Linked DNA regions of Homo sapiens: region 2 is linked to region 1. Evidence: read pairs that join two places in POLR2A ChIA-PET (ENCODE). Cell type or tissue: A673. All regions are shown on one strand. Each heading gives the region's core, and the rest is flanking DNA. Links, peaks and the distances in the headings are about the cores only. Region 1 has its middle 67 kb from the start of RDUR. Region 2 has its middle 150 kb from the start of RDUR.

Region 1 (8,888 bases), core at 637-8,636:
ATTGGTCTTAAATTCTCTTTTTTGGTTTTGTCTCTGCCAGGCTTTGGTATCAGGATGATGCTGGCCTCATAAAATGAGTTAGGGAGGATTCCCTCTTTTTCTATTGATAGGAATAGTTTCAGAAGGAATGGTACCAGCTCCTCTTTGTACCTCCGGTAGAATTCGGCTGTGAATCCGTCTGGTCCTGGACTTTTTTTGATTGGCAAGCTATTGATTATTGCCTCAACTTCAGAGCCTGTTATTGGTCTATTCAGAGATTCAGCTTCTTCCTGATTTAGTCTTGGGAGGGTGTATGTGTCGAGGAATTTATCCATTTCTTCTAGATTTTCTAGTTTATTTGCATAGAGGTGTTTATAGTATTCTCTGGTGGTAGTTTGTATTTCTGTGGGATCGGTGGTGATATCCCCTTTATCATTTTTTATTGCGTCTATTTGATTCTTCTCTCTTTTTTTCTTTATTAGTCTTACTAGTGGTCTATCAATTTTGTTGATCCAGCTCCTGGATTCAATGATTTTTTGAAGGGTTTTTTGTGTCTCTATTTCCTTCAGTTCTGCTCTGATCTTGGTTATTTCTTGCCTTCTGCTAGCTTTTGAATGTGTTTGCTCTTGCTTTTCTAGTTCTTTTAATTGTGATGTTAGGGTGTCAATTTTAGATCTTTCCTGCTTTCTCTTGTGGGCATTTAGTGCTATAAATTTCCCTCTACACACTGCTTTGAATATGTCCCAGAGATTCTGGTATGTTTTGTCTTTCTCCTTGTTGGTTTCAAAGAACATCTTTATTTCTGCCTTCATTTCATTATGTACCCAGTAGTCAAGATTGCTCATTCAGGAGCAGGTTGTTCAGTTTCCATGTAGTTGAGCGGTTTTGAGTGAGTTTCTTAATCCCGAGTTCTAGTTTGATTGCACTGTGGTCTGAGAAACAGTTTGTTATAATTTCTGTTTTTTACATTTGCTGAGGAGTGCTTTACTTCCAACTATGTGGTCAATTTTGGAATAGGTGTGGTGTGGTGCTGAAAAGAATGTATATTCTGTTGATTTGGGGTGGAGAGTTCTGCAGATGTCTATTAGGTCCACTTGGTGCAGAACCAAGTTCAATTCCTGGATATCCTTGCTAACTTTCTGTCTTGTTGATCTGTCTAATGTTGACAGTGGGGTGTTAAAGTCTCCCATTATTATTTTGTGGGAGTCTAAGTCTCTTTGTAGGTCAGTCAGGACTTGCTTTATGAATCTGGGTCCTCCTGTATTGGGTACGTATATATTTAGGATAGTTAGCTCTTTTTGTTGAATTGATCCCTTTACCATTATGTAATGGCCTTCTTTGTCTCTTTTGATCTTTGTTGGTTTAAAATCTGTTTTCTCAGAGACTAGGATTGCAACCCCTGCCTTTTTTTGTTTTCCATTTGCTTGGTAGATCTTCCTCCATCCCTTTATTTTGAGCCTACGTGGGTCTCTGCATGTGAGATGGGTTTCCTGGATACAGCACACTGATGGGTCTTGACTTTTTAACCAATTTGCCAGTCTGTGTCTTTTAATTGGAGCATTTAGTCCATTTACATTTAAAGTTAATATTGTTATGTGTGAATTTGATCCTGTCATTATGATGTTAGCTGGTTATTTTGCTCATTAGTTCATGTAGTTTCTTCCTAGCCTTGATGGTCTTTACAATTTGACATGTTTTTGCAGTGGCTGGTACCGGTTGTTCCTCTCCATGTTTAGTGCTTCCTTCAGGAGCTCTTTTAGGGCAGGCCTGGTGGTGACAAAATCTCTCAGCATTTGCTTGTCTGTAGAGGATTTTATTTCCCCTTCACTTATGAAGCTTAGTTTGGCTGGATATGAAATTCTGGGTTGAAAATTCTTTTCTTTAAGAATGTTGAATATTGGCCCCCACTCTCTTCTGGCTTGTAGAGTTTCTGCCAAGAGATCCACTGTTAGTCTGATGGGCTTCCCTTGGTGGGTAACCTGACCTTTCTCTCTGGCTGTCCTTAACATTTTTTCCTTCATTTCAACTTTGGTGAATCTGACAATTATGTGTCTTGGAGTTGCTCTCCTCGAGGAGTATCTTTGCGGTGTTCTCTGTATTTCCTGAATTTGAATGTTGGCCTGCCTTGCTAGATTGGGGAAGTTCTCCTGGATAATATCCTGCAGACTGTTTTCCAACTTGGTTCCATTCTCCCCGTCACTTTCAGGTACACCAATCAGACACAGATTTGGTCTTTTCACATAGTCCCATATTTCTTGGAGGCTTTGTTCGTTTCTTTTTATTCTTTTTTCTCTAAACTTCTCTTCTCGCTTCATTTCATTCATTTCCTCTTCCATCACGGATACCCTTTCTTCCAGTTGATCGCATCAGCTACTGAGGCTTCTGCATTTGTCACGTAGCTCTCATGCCTTGGTTTTCAGCTCCATCAGGTCCTTAAGGACTTCTCTGCATTGGTTATTCTAGTTATCCATTCATCTATTTTTTTTAAAGTTTTTAATTTCTTTGCCATTGATTCAAACTTCCTCCTGTAGCTCGTAGTAGTTTGATCGTCTGAAGTCTTCTCTCAACTCGTCAAAGTCATTCTCCATCCAGCTTTGTTCCATTGCTGGTGAGGAGCTGCGTTCCTTTGAAGGAGGAGAGGCACTCTGATTTTTAGAGTTTCCAGCTTTTCTGCTCTATTTTTTCCCCATCTTTGTGGTTTTATCTACCTTTGGTCTTTGACAATGGTGATGTGCAGAAGGGTTTTTGGTGTGGATGTCCTTCCTGTTTGTTAGTTTTCCTTCTAACAGACAGGACCCTCAGCTGCAAGTCTGTTGGAGTTTGCTAGAGGTCCACTCCAGACCCTGTTTGCCTGGGTATCAGCAGCAGTGGCTGCAGAACAGCAGATATTGGTGAACCACAAATGCTGCTGCCTGATCGTTCCTCTGGAAGTTTTGTCTCAGAGGAGTACCTGGCCGTGTGAGGTGTCAGTCCGCCCCTACTGGGGGGTGCCTCCCAGTTAGGCTACTTGGGGGTCAGGGACCTGCTTGAGGAGGCAGTCTACCCGTTCTCAGATCTCAAGCTGTGTTCTGGGAGAACCACTACTCTCTTCAAAGCTGTCAGATAGGGACACTTAAGTCTGCAGAGGTTACTGCTGTCTTTTTGTTTGTCTGTGCCCTGCCCCCAGAAGTGGAGCCTACAAAGGCAGGCAGACCTTCTTGAGCTGTGGTGGGCTCCACCCAGTTCGAGTTTCCAGGCCACTTTGTTTACCTAATCAAGTCTCGGCAATGGCAGGCGCCCCTGCCCCAGCCTCGCTGCTGCCTTGCAGTTTGATCTCAGACTGCTGTGCTAGCAATGAGCGAGACTCCGTGGGCGGAGGACCCTCTGAGCCATGTGCGGGATATAATCTCCCGGTGTGCTGTTTTTTAAGCCCATTGGGAAAGCGCAGTATTAGGGTGGGAGTGACCCGATTTTCCAGGTGCCATCTGTCACCCCTTTCTTTGACTAGGAAAGGGAATTCCCTGACCCCTTGCGCTTTCTGGGTGAGGCGATGCCTCACCCTGCTTCAGCTCATGCACAGTGCGCTGCACCCACTGTCCTGCACCCACTGTCTGGCACACCCCAGTGAGATGAACCTGGCACCTCAGTTGGAAATGCAGAAATCACCCGTCTTCTGTGTCGCTCACGTTGGGAGCTGTAGACCAGAGCTGTTCCTATTCAGCCATCTTGGCTCCTCCCAGCAACAAAGACTTTTTAAAGAGGAAAAAGACACTGGCTAACTTATCTAGATTTTAAAAAACTTAAACATTAGTAAATCAATTAAAGCATTACATTTTTTAAAATGCATCATGATTAAAGGATTTATTCCAAAAAATCAAGTTTGGCTTAACATTATCAGAATGTCCAGACAGGGCACGGTGGCTCACGGCTGTAATCTCAGCACTTTGGGAGGCTGAGGCAGGCGGATCACGAGGTCAGGGGTTCAAGACCAGCCTGGTCTTGAAACCCTGTCTCTACTAAAAATACAAAAATTAGCCAGGTGTGATGGCATGCGCCTGTAATCCCAGCTACTCAGGAGGCTGAGGCAGGAGAATCGCTTGAACCTGGGAGGTGGAGGTTGCAGTGAGCAGTGATCACACCACTGCATTCCAGCCTGGGCGACAGAGTGAGACTCTGTCTCAAAAAAAAAAAAGAATGTCCAATGTATCGCACTAAATTATAGATTAAAGGAGAAAAATTATATTATCAAGAAAAAGCAAAATATTAACCAAACACAAAAATCTGTTCATGATTGAAAAGAAGGAAAAAACCTTTCCACAAACTAGGAATAGAATGGACATTCTACAATCTAATAAAGACATCTATGCCTTTATTAGGCATAATGCATAATTAGGCATTAAGAAAACAAAAAGCTTGTGTTTTCTTAATGGCAAAATATTAAATGTTTTCTCCCTAAAATTGGGAACAGGGTAAAAATGTCTGCTTTTATTGTTTTTATTCAACATTATGTTTGGGTTTCAGCTTCCTTGAGCAGGGAGCTTGCTCTTGAGAGAAGTGACTTCAGCTGAGGCATTTCCCGCAGTGTGGACTGAAAGCTGAGGGTTATTTGCTGGCAGTACTCCCAGAACTTGGTAAGAGCTTCACTCCTGAGGGAGAATTTAAGTGCCTCATTACTGTGTCCATTACATATTTTGTTTCTGAATCCTCTACATGACCTGTTAAACACAATTATAAAATGAAAAAAATACCCAGAAACAGTGCTAAGAAAGCCCCTCAATAGAAACTGTGGGCAAATGTCCTTTGTAGCTCATGAAGAAGGTTGTCCCCATCAGAGGGAAAAAAATATGGCTGCTGAGTTTTAGAACATTTATTTAAAGATAGAGTTTTGTCTATTTACTTCTATCAGAAATTATCAGTGTGTCTATGACTCAAACTTCCTCTAAGTTTTTATGTTCATATATTCATATTCTTTGAGTCATTTGTTCAACAGTAAAATCATCTATAAAGTTAGTCTAATCCCAGCAAAATTTCCACCACAGCTTTCTTTTTTGGAACTTTTCAAACTAATCTCAAAGTGTTTGTGGAATAAAAAATTTGCAAAAATAACCAAAAACCTTTTTTAGAAAGAAATATATAAATGGTGTGGGGAAACATGCCTTACCAGGTATCAAAGCATAAAATAATGTTACAGGAATTCAAGAAGTATATATCTGCCCTAAATTTAGCAAAAAGATGAGTGGACCAATATAGAAATTACAAATAAGACTTATGAATATAAGAATTAACATTTTTGACAAGTAGTAAAATGAAGGAATGTTCCATAAATGTTACTAAAATATATCTAATAAATGCATTATTTTCCGACTCTATCAAAATTAAAAGTTCACAAACACTTCACATTTACCTAGAATGGATAACAGTGGATATTGACTATATACATTTACCGGATCACCTAGGCATCCATCAGAGCAACAGAGGGTAGAGGATAAATCCTACAAATATTCAGGGGCCTGTCACATCAATAAATTTTTTAGGGGGCTAGTGGCCTGAAGTATGCCATGATGTTACCTCCGAAGTAGAGGACAGATTCTTGTACTTTGCACCTCCCACCAAGAAGGAATACAACCCTTAATAGACTTGTTCAAGTTCTGGAGATAGTGTATTGCATATCTAAGATATTGGTTCTACCCATTCACTAGGATACATGAAAGGCTTCCAGCTTTGAGTAGGACCTCGAGCAGAGAAAAGCTATGAAATAGGACTAGATTCTGGTACAAGTGGCCCTGCTTTTTAAATTATATAACCAGTAGTCATTATTGCATTAGAGACATCATTAGTGGGGAAAGATGTTGTGCAAAGTTTATGACAAACACTAATGAGAGAGCAAGATTATGCTCCCTGCAGTGGAGAATTACTCAGCTTACAAATGACAGATTCTGCTGTTCCACTGAACTCTAGTAGAGATGAATAGCTTGTTCGTGGGACATTAAGTGGACAAGTGGCCAGAACTACTGATCATGAGCTGTCAGATCCACAAAATCATAAGGTCAGATGGAACCAGAAGCAGGCCATTAAAATGTGCAAGTGCCACATCTGGGATTTAGCATGAACAAAGCCAGAGAGTTCAAAAAGGACACATGAGCAGCTAGCCTAGATCTGCATGTCATTGTCATCCACCACTACTGCACCAACTCATATATGTGGTCACATAGCAATTACCATGTGACTAGCTCACTATGATCATTTTATGTGTCAACTTGACTGGGCCATGGGATGCACAGATATTTGGTCAAAGAGCATTCTGAGTCTTTTCATAAGGATGTTTTGGGATGAGATTGATATTTAAATCAATAGATTAAGTAAAGCAGATGATCCTCCACAATGTAAGTGAGCCTCATCCAATCAGCTGACAGCCTCAGTAGAAAAAGACTGACCTCTTCCAAGAAAGAATTCTCCTGCCTGACAGCCTTCTAACTGAGACATGAGCTCTGCAGATTTTGGACTTGCCAGTCTTCAAAATCGTCAGTTGATTCCTTATAACCAATATCTTAAGATAAATATAAATCTTTTAGGAAATAGGTAAATAGATTAGATAGGTAGATAGATAGATAGATGATAGATAGATAGATAGATAGATAGATAGATAGATAGATAGATAGAAAATAGATAATAGATAGATAGAGATAATTAATTCAGCTTCTCTGCAGAATGCTGACTAGTAACAGATTTTGGTTCTGAAAGTGGTTCCAGAGGAACAGAATCTGCAGGATGAATTTTCTGAATTGGTTCTAGAGTTTCTGAAATTGGCTCTCTAATCTGGCTAGTTTTAAAGATACGAGTGACTCTATTTCCAGTAGTAAAAATAGCATTGGTAGTCCCTAGCGTGATCTGGACTATCACGAATAATAGAGGTACACAAAATATTACCACTGAATACTCCCAACCAAACACTTATAAGAAGCAAGCATCTAGTGACCATGTATATAATATTTTTGAGCATTGTTGTCAAACTAACAAGTATAATGAGATTGCCTGGTTGTTCCTTGTCACTGAACAAAATGGAGAAAGAAAAGGATGAGCTCAAGCATTAAAGTTTTTTGCATAAAAATGACATGAAAACTTCTATATCTGCCCTAAGACATTTATCTCCTGTAGCTGCAGAACTGACGTAACTGAAACCATACCCAAGCTCTGTATCCTGTGACTGAATTACAATGCAAATTACTTTCCCAGCCTATCATGTATTGTTTTCCTTCTTGATAGGAAGTACATAGTACAATAATCTGCCCTTTATTTTGGAAGTAATGTCCTGGCATGCTCCAGGCCACTAAACTCCTAAACATTTTATTGATGTGATAGGACGCTGAATATTTGTAGGATTTGTCTCCTATTCTCTGATGTTCTGAGGAATGTCCAGGTGATGAAGGTAAATATATATAATCAATATCCACTGTTATCCATTCTAGGTAAAGATGAAGTATTTGTGATTCTTCATTTTGCTACTCATTAAAAGTATTACTCATTCATATATGCATGAGTCTGATGTGGAATCTCTATTTTGGTCCACTCATCTATTTGCTTATCTGGAAGCCATAGACATACTTGTTTTGGGTGTTTTGTTTTTTTTGGTTTTTTTGTTTTGTTTTTTAAGAGACATGTTCTTTTTATGTTAACCAGACTGGACTCAAACATCTGGCCTCAAGTGATCCTCCTGCTTTGGCCTCCTAAAGTGTTGAGATTACAGACATGAATCACCGCACTCAGCCTGAGACATACTTCTTTAATTCCTGTAACATTATTTTATGCTTTGATACCTGGTAAGCCATATTTGTCAACACCATTTATATATCTCTTTTTTAAAAAGTTTATTTGGTTATTCTGTCCACTGATAGAATGAAGGTATCGATTAGGAAAGAACGGGATCCTGAATTTGCAATGGGAATATGTGGGAAGAACCTAATGGAGCGAGGGACAAAAATCCTCCAAATTCTGATGAGTCTTCTTTGCCAGTAGAAGCATCCTCTCCACCCTCATCTATAGGGATTAACCCTGCATTGTCTGAGGAAAAGGTAATGGCCTCCTCTGAGTCCATTGCCTAACAAGGCAATGCCGATTCTCCTCAGGACTTATCCCCAAAACCCCTTTGAATTTTAGACTTACACCTAGACTCAAGTCTCAGCAGGACCCTAATGGTGAGGTACAAAGTGTGACCCTTGAGGTGTGCTACACTCCAAAATAACTACTTGAGTTTTCTAATTTGTACAAACAGAAATCTGGGGAATATATGTGGGAATGGATATTAAGGGTGTGGTATAATGGTGGAAGGAACATAAAGTTGGATGAGGCTAAATTTATTGATATGAGCCCACTAAGCAGAGATTCTGCACTTAATGTTGCAGCTCAGGGAAATAGAAAGGGCTCTAACAGTTTGTGTGGTTGGCTAAAACATGGACCAAAAGGTGGCCCACAGTGTGTTAGAAATGCTGGACTTGCCTTGGTTTAATGTAGAGAAAGGGATTCAAAGGCCCAGAAAGATTGGAATTTTGGAGTAAATTTGTCATTTAAGGTCTACTCACCCACCCTGGCAGGGTCCAGAAGACATAACTTTCACCACAACTGTGAGAAATACATTTTTGAGAGGAGCTCTAACATTTGAAGAGCTGTACAATCACTCTTCTCTGTAGACCAGATCCTGCAATGGGAACTGCAGCCCCTGAATTGGGAAATCTAAATACAACAGTAGTAATTGGATCCCAGGGTGGCAGAAGCCAAGCGGCAGCCCTCAGTAACCACCAAAGGCAAGGTGAGTGTGGTCACCATGATGAAGAGCAGAGTCAAAGCAGTAATCATCCTGTGTGATTGACTAAATGATCATGGTGTTCCTACAAGCTAAAGAGATAAGAAGCCTACTAAATTCTTACTTCATCTAT
Region 2 (8,888 bases), core at 432-8,431, 82 kb before region 1:
TGAGTTATCACTGAACAGTCTTCAATCTCTTCAAATCCTAGTTGGGGAGACATGGAGGCATAAAATTAGAATTGGCCTGACATAATTAAAACGAAATATTATTGGACACTTGACATTTTAATATTCTAATTTAAATATTTGTTAAAGTGCCACCATAGGAGTAAGTATATAACTTCTTAAGATGACAGCTTTGAAAGATAGCCCTCATAGGATATGGTATGTACACACACACACAGACACACATACAGACGGGGTGGGGGGTATATTCTGGCATGTTCATTCATTCAACAAAGATATTTTGAGCTCTAGTGTATGCCAGGCTCTGAGCTAGGCACTGGGGCTATTACAGTGAGCAAAACAATAACGTTCCCAAACATCATAGACTTTACATTCTAGGGAAGGAAACATGCAAACAAACAAGTAGAAGCATAAACTATATTCTCCCCAATGTAATATATAGAAAAGAAATCAGGGGTGTTCCAATACTATGCAGCTGTGTGAGGATCAGAGTGCTTGTGCCTGGGGAGGGCTCTGGGCTTCATGTAGGGACAGGACAGACCAGGCCAAAGGGAAAGCTCATGGTGAAATTCATCCTACTGGCTTCAAGGCAGAAGGCGATGTTAAGGCTGTGAGTATTGAGGAAAAAGGAGAGATGAGGGTTATGCCAGAAATATTCACAGTTCTAGAATACCCTATGCACTCCTGAAAGTGGTGTTGTGAATGCCAGGAAAGGACTTTCTTATCTGGTGTGTGAAGAGCTCTGAGACTTCCTCTTGACTCTCAGTGAATCAGCCACATGTATTTTTTCTATAACTCATAGAGTTGTACAGCTCAGCAAACTTGCAAACACATCAAGGTTTTTGGTTTTTGGTTGGAAGTTGTTGAGTGTTTTTGCCCATACACATTTTTTCTTCTGTATCCTGCCATCAGCACCTAAACACTTGATCTACAAGTAATACTAGTAGAGTCTAATGCAATAAAAGAGTCGGGGAGGGAAGGAAATTAAGAATGGAGGGAAGGTGAGAGAGAGATGTAGAGAGAGTTGTCAATCTGTGTAACTAAGTCAATGCAAATGATTGATGTAATGAATTATCTGCATCAACTTTAAACCTATTGTCTACCACATCCAACCACCACATTGCTTTGGCTACAGAGATCAGTTTAAAGAGCAGATGATTAAAAGAATTAACCACACTTTAGAGGTGAAGAAAGTTGATTTTAGGGAGTTGGTGTGGTTTATATATTACATTGAAGGAAACGAGGAAATCCACAGTAAGTCAACCTGAAACGGATTGAGTCATCAGAACTATGGTTTGCCACGGTGATTACAGTATTCCTAAGGTATCTGAAAACACTGAGGTCTATGATTTTTAAGCCACTTCATCATCATCCACTTAGAAAAGTGATGATATCAATCTGCATTGATGCAACTATTTAAGTGGGCAAGCTTAGTCAATATGGAAAAAAAACATAACGTGTGACATATAACTGAACAAAACCAAACAATAACCAAATTTTAGAAAAAAATTTAAATCCCTGGAAAAAAACAAAATAGGCTATCAGTTAATGTCATATTCCATACCTGAAGTTCCAGGGACGTAGAGGTGTCTCGAGAAACTGTTTATCTATAAACTTGAAACCTTTAAGATTGAACATAATCCCAAATTCATAACATCCTTGGTCAGGAAGTCTCCAGGGAAACACTTTCATTCAGAATCTGTCCTGGAAACTTTATACTCACTGTACCTTATGAAGTTTGAACCAAGTCTCAAGTCAATATGAAGTCAGAAAAGACAGCAGATCTAAGCTTCCTAACTGGTCCCCAAAATTGCCTCATGTTCTTTAAGTTCCACAGTTTAACTAAATGGTGATGGGATCTTCCTAGGTTTATGACTGAAATAAAAGTATTGTTGGAAAAGGCTGTGTGCTTAAAATCTCTGTTGGCTTCTGCAAATCCAAAGCCCACCCTGCACCCTGCTCTGAGCTGCGGAGACTTCCCCACTTGGCTGTATCCACAGGCTTCATCATCCTCTGTCCTCTGGCTTCAGATGAGCTCAGCCAATGAGGAACCTGGGTACAAGCTAGAGGGACATAGGCCTGCAGACGTAACTCCTCTGCTCTGGCCTTTACTGACTCTAGACTACTGCACTGCACAATCTCTTTTGGTTTTTCTCCCCCCTGCCCACAACTTTGTTAGTACTCCCTTTATTAATTTATCTTCAAATTATCCTGTTTAACAGTGTCATCTGTTCCCTACTCCTGACTCTTGGTACACTGTTTTTTTCCAAGAACAATTTGGACACTTAGACCTGTTCATTATATAGACCACTCCCTTTAGAAAAAGAAGGGATTCATATGAATTGTTTACATGCTCAAACATACCTGGCTTGGTCTAACAAGTTTAAATATGAGTTTAGAAGAATTTGGTCAACACTTGAAATTCTGTGCTTTTTCAGAGTCTAATGATTTGAGGGGAAAAAAAAAACTTTTTAACATTAAGTCTAATCTAAGCACATGGTTTAGTAGTACTTCCACGTGGAGGAAGCATTACTTAGTTGGCACCGGAGTATGTGTTCTTAAAATGCAAAACTGACTTATTTACCCATTTACATCAGTTAAGAATTCACTTTTTAAAAGTTATGTCCTTTAATTGGTGGTATTTCTTATAAAGTTTTTAAAAATTAATTACCTAAATTTTTTTCCACAGTGATGATGGGTTTGTCCTGACTTGTTCATGGCCTCTTGCTTGGGTTTCCTTGTAAACAGGGGCAAAATGTGTAAGACGTCTTATGGGGCTTAGCACTGTAGCTAAGACATAAATAGGCTTTTTAAAGATTGTTTCCTCTGTACAAAATTCAGTGACTCAAATAGGAGGCAAATTTGTGAGCTTGTCGCCTTTACCACCATATTCAGGTCAAACAGGGTAAACTATGGAGCCCAATGCACCAGTGAGTGAGCCAACACTCACCGAGTGGTAATAATAATAGAATTGGTAGTAATTACCATTAACGGAATACCCTGTATGTACCACATGTTGTGCGTCTAAATTAGCCCTCACAACTACTCTGTAAAGTGCTATGGAAAGCACCACGGACACTGTGAACTTCTGTGTTCCATTCTCAGATGATGAGTCAATAGGAGCAATGAATTCCTCTGATTGTGTCTGGGGTAGGATGAAGAGTTAATACAGGACCTAAGTTAACCCAATCAATGAAGCGAAGGATTTATATTCCAGACTGGAAGGTTGGAAATTTCTTTCTGTCTTCAGCTAGACAGAACTAGAAAGCATTCATCTCTATTGTCACTGGCAACCACCTTATAATTACAAAGGGAAGCAGCTGGAGATGACATCTATATCTGGCAAAGGAAGACGTGGAAATATCCTGTGTCACCAATGACATTTGAGCCACTGATTGTTCTGCACCAGAAACCCACGCTATTTCTGGGTTTCCAATTAATTACATGAGATAATAAACTTACCCGTTGCTTAAGCCCATTTGAAACTGGGTTTTCTGAGACTAGGCTTCTTAACACAGATAGCATTCCAAATGATGCAGATATTACTATCTCCATTTCACAGAGGAGAAAATTGATGCCTAGAGATCCTAAGTCTCTTCCTCAGTGTTACACAGCTAACAAATTGCACGTGCACAGTAAGAGTCCAGGTCCTGCGCTTTGTCCTCAATCACATTTCCTCTCCAAATTAAGTACTAAAGCCCCTTACTTTCACAGCATGTGAACAGAATGCTTAATGGCCTCTTGTATGGGTAAAAATGCACTTGAAAAAGTGGAAGAGTTTTGTCATTCTATAGCTATTTCTCTGTTAAAAGCAAATGGTAAGAGTTAAACAATAAATCCATGAGTCAAAGACTGATGCTATTAAATATATCAGCCATGATTTTAGAGTCTAAAAATACACCAAACACCAGACTATAAAATGTTCTTGACGTCAATAGACGACTCAGCAGTCAGTTGAGGTCACTTTACAACCTTTCCACAACTGCTTCACAGAGAAACCTATGCTTTTCTCAGGACCATAAAAATACTGGACCGCACAGGCAGTCAGCCGTTAACTACACAATACACTAAATTCTTGTAAACTATGGGTTATGAGACTATCCACGGACAATTCATATAATCTCATGACCTGAACATAAAGTACATCCTGTAAAGAGAGCATCACTTGTCTTTTTAAATCTGCATTACCTGTTTTTAATGCATTTAAGTTTGAACCTATGCTACTGAAAAAAATCTTCAGAGCTAACAGTTTCTGCCATTTGGTAAAAATTCAATGAAATCCATTCAATTGTTTTAATAGCTAATTAGCTGTGTCCCATTACTGTTTATCTCAGGCTCTAAAACATTGTCTGAAGGCATTTTCACAGCTTCATGTCACTAGGCATCTTTTCATCTGGAGTTTAACGGCAGCAACTACAAAAGAAGAATCGATCCCCTCTCTCCTCTCCCAGTGAGCACTTGCCTCTGAGGCTATTCCCTCTCTATACTTACATTTAAAATAAATAGATTCCTATGCAAAAAGTGGTTCGTTCAATGGGGAAGGAAAACCAGGCCCCAGTGTTTGTACTTAACTGGCCCATTAAAACCTTAAACTTAGATTTGAATCTAAGTTCATGTGCCATATCAACATAACTTCTGGCACACCTGATGCAGCTCATGGATCTGATAGCTCATAAATTCTCCCCCCACTGAAGTTATGTCCAAAGGCCAAATACAGAAAGACATTTTATTTGTGTGTGAACAGATTATGGCTTTATAAAGCACCAGCTTTGGAGCAGAGCCGTAATTTATGGCATTCAGACAGTACAAACAAGGATAAAGAAATACTATTATTTTCACCATGGAGCATTGAGTAGAAAAGAAATATAAATGTTAACCCATCTGGCATCACTGCATTGCAATATATCTGTTTTATGTTCTGTGTGAGATGAGATTTTTTTAATGCTTTTAAGATATCAAAATAAATTGCACAGACTTGTGATACCTTGGGGGTTCTACCTGGTGGCTGATATGATGGGGTGAACTACACACACAATAAAAGGGTTTATAAAGTTTAGAAATTGCCTAATCCAATATATTGGGAAGAATCAGATAAATGATGCAGGCCAAGAGAAGTTAGGTGTATGAATGCCAGCCCACATAATACAAGGACATTATTCTTGGGTCTAGGTAGACAAAATGTATTAGACTATTTGTAACTTCCATTGTGTTACAGAGATGTGGCCTCTGAATTCCAGAGCAGCTGACCTGTAGTCCCCAAGTCAAAGTAAGCTCTGTCTGAACGAATTCTCTTGAAAAGATTGGTCCTGAGCTTACAGGCCTCTGTTTGTGTGTACATCTAAAAATAACCTGGAGAATTATACTGCTAATAGGAAGGAAGATGCCACACATTTTCTTCTGTTTTTGGCCTTTGCCTGCTTTTCTATAAGATAGCTTGATTTTTATATCAATTCATCATGTCTATTTTATGTTTTGTAGATATTTTTGCCAGTCCATCATTTGTCTTAACTTTGCTTATGGTATCATTTGCTCAATCAGAACTTAAAAAAAAAGCAAAATTTTAATCTAGTCAAGTTTATCCATCTTTATTTATAGTTAAGAATGTCTTCCTCACACATGGTGAAACAAACTTTCTCTGAAATTTCTTTGAATATTTTCACTATGTTTTTTCATTTATGTCTTTAATCAATCTCAGATGGTTTTTTGCATGAGCTGACATAAATAAATTTTCAAAAACATGAAAAGATGCCCCTTGCATCACATCTGACAGGAAAATATAGCAATATGACATACCACTACTTTCAAATCAGAGTGGCAAAAATTGTACAGTAATCTTTGATGGGTAGTGTGTATATAAAAAGGATTCCTGCATACTGTCACTTGGCCTGTGATTTGCTATAGCCTTTTTGAAATGTAATCTGATGACACATTTCATTTGATAATCTAATACTTAAAAATAAAAAAGCACTGATGTATAATATTTAAAAAAGAAGTTCAGTGCATCTCTGTTTATTAACAGTAAAAATCGGCCAGGCACAGTGGCTCATGCCTGTAATCCCAGCACTTTGGGAGACCAAGGTGGGTGGATCGCCCACAGTCAGGAGTTCAAGACCAGCCTGGCCAACATGGCAAAACCCTCATCTCTACTGAAAATACAAAAATTAGTCGGGCTTCGTTGTGCTTACCTGTAATCCCAGCTACTTGAGAGGCTAAGGCAGGAGAATCGCTTGAACTCAGGAGGCAGAGGTTGCAGTGAGCCGAGATTGCACCATTGCACTCCAGCCTGGGTGACAGCAAGACCCCATCACAAAAAAAAAAAAAAAAAACAGTAAAAATTATCCATATGTCTGTCATTAGAAAGACTCCTGCACAGCCAGTTTATTTGGAAGGTGACTCCAAGAGGGGATCATGGGACCAGGGAGAATGAGGCGGGGAAGATTGAAAAGCCCAATTAAAAATGGAAGTTGATCACTCCTGAAAGCAACAGCACTTGATTCTGCCTCCTGAATAACTTACAGAATTGCCCACTGGCGGTCAGGAGGTGGGAGCACAGCCATTAGAGAGAAACTCTAGAGAAAAAAAGCAAAACAACTCAAGACACATACTTGAGTCAAGATGCTGTCAGCACAAGCTGATTCTACATTCACGTGGAACTGTCCCCTTCAAGTGTGGCTGACATCAGAGGTGGCCCAACTGGACATGTCATGAGGCTCCTGGTAGGTGAACGTTTGAATAAATTATGGTATATCAGTCATATAGAAAATTATGCAGCCACTTAAAAATGAGTGAGATACACATATATTGACCTAGAAAGATGTAATAATATATTAGCAAAGTAAACTATGGCACACCCTTTTTGTCATGTTTTCCTTTTTAAAAACTTTTTTAATTTTTGTGGGGACATAGTAGGTGTATATATTTTATCATATTTTCCTTTTTAAAATTAAAAATATACGTGTGTACTTATATATCTTTATATGAATATAGAGGAATGTCTGAAAGGATATATACCAAATTGTTAACATTTGTTTACTCAGAGATGGAAAGTGAAAGAGAAAATTATTAAACATTTCTTTATACACCTCTGCATTGTGTAAATTGTTGCCCCCAAATATTAATACATTATTTTGGGACATTTTAATTATCTTTTTTAAAAAGGTAATTACTTGAGGGACATTAAAATTCAACCAATTTACTCTATATCTCATAAGTACATATGATTATCCCATGTCAGCTAAAAATAAAAATAAAAAATAAAATAAAAAAAAGTAAACCAACTTATCCCTATCTACAGCCTCATTCCCACTTGAGAGCTTTCTACGGAAAGAAGTTCATTTCATTGCTGGACAGTCATAATTGTTAACTGCTAGTAAAAACCGTTCTATTTCTGAGCCAAAACTGTCTTTCTTTTGTTTGTTCTATTTCTGCTCTCTAGATTGTCACTGTTTGATATGGCCTCCAGATACATGGACTCTTAAGTATTTGAAATGCAGCTAGTCCAAATTTAAATGGCTTTTATGTGTAAAATACACAGCACTATATAGATATAGACAGATTTTAAAGACTTAATATATTGTATATGTATTATATAGTATATATACATAATTTTACACATACAGGTTTTGAAGACTTAGTGATTAAAAATGGTATAAATAATCTCATCATAATTGTATATTGGTTATATGTTGAAATGATAATATTTTGAATACATTGAGTTAAATAAAATGTTAAGATTAATTTCCTTTATTTTCTTTTACTTTTAAAATGTGGCTGCTAGAACGTTTAAAATTACATATGTGGCTTTTATTTTATTTCTGTTGGACAGTGCTACTCTAGAAGAACATTATTTTTTCTTCATGGCAATTAATGTAGTCTTTACTTATCACAGTTACACCTGCAGTTTCTTCAATCATTTACTAGCTATTATCTTGTTTCCTATCCCAGAAAGTGTCTAACACATAATAAGCAGTCAATAAAGATGTGCCATTGTAAGTTGAATAGTGCTTTGGAAGCTAGGAGGAGGTGCTTTCCAGGAAAGAGCTATCATCAGAGATGAATGTTCAGAGAGGACTTAGTGATTAAGAGATCATTTGTGTTCTTGGAAGCAACGTGCTCTTCATATTAATATGCAGGACAGAAATTAGACTGCATGAGGTTTTGAAATGAATGGGTAGTGATTAAGTGGAGGCTGTAAACTTAAACTCTTTGTTGGAAGAGACACAGAAATGTTAGTTTAAGAGGTCCAGAGAAAGTTTTTTTAAATAAAGACTTAAGAAGAATTTTTATAAGGAGAGATACTATTTCTGAGCCTCACTCCATCATTATAACCATTCATCTCTGCTTTTTCTCTCTTAATGAGCTTTTAATAGCCAAACAATGTTCATGATGACATCAACAATTAGCAAGAGCTTGCCTGAAGATGGAAACTACCAAATAACTTTACACATTTTTCATGTGAGGTCACCTTTCATGGTCGTATGGGTGATGCATTGCCCAAGCCAGGGGGCATGATGCACTTACAGAGTCCTGATTCGAGCTGGTGTATGTCAGCAATGGGTAGAGCTCAAGGAAGAGGTAAGGCAAACAAACAAAAAATAACAAGTGTTGGAAGGATATAGGAAAATTGAAACCTTTGTGCACTTGGTGGGAAAGTAAAATGGTGCAACTGTATGGAAAACAATATGCGGGTCCTTCAAAAAATTAAAATAGAATCACCACATGATCCAGCAATTTCACTTTTTGGTATTTACTCAAAGGAAATAAAATCAGTATCTCAACAAGATATCTGCATGCCCTTGTTCATTACAGCATGATTCACAATAGCCAAGATATAGAAGCAACCCAAATATCCATTAACAGAAGAATGAACA

The links. ChIA-PET counts read pairs that join two places held together with the same protein. Peaks named below come from ENCODE experiments on the same cell type or tissue, not always from the same donor. Only the 100,000 strongest peaks of a DNase experiment are listed, where the experiment ranks them.
Region 2: POLR2A ChIA-PET joins it to region 1 with 12 read pairs; 2 of 35 experiments call an interaction of 5 or more read pairs at or near these places.

What each region holds. Positions count from the first base shown.
Region 1 is chr3:102,003,013-102,011,900 of GRCh38, reverse strand. No RefSeq gene overlaps it. Among named protein-coding and RNA genes, the nearest start is that of RDUR, 67 kb to the right of the region's middle. In A673, for the core only: no CTCF peak of the experiment used is centred there; a DNase peak (open chromatin) is centred at 4,570.
Region 2 is chr3:102,085,194-102,094,081 of GRCh38, reverse strand. No RefSeq gene overlaps it. Among named protein-coding and RNA genes, the nearest start is that of RDUR, 150 kb to the right of the region's middle. In A673, for the core only: no CTCF peak of the experiment used is centred there; DNase peaks (open chromatin) are centred at 3,371 and 3,701; H3K27ac peaks cover 1,043 bases.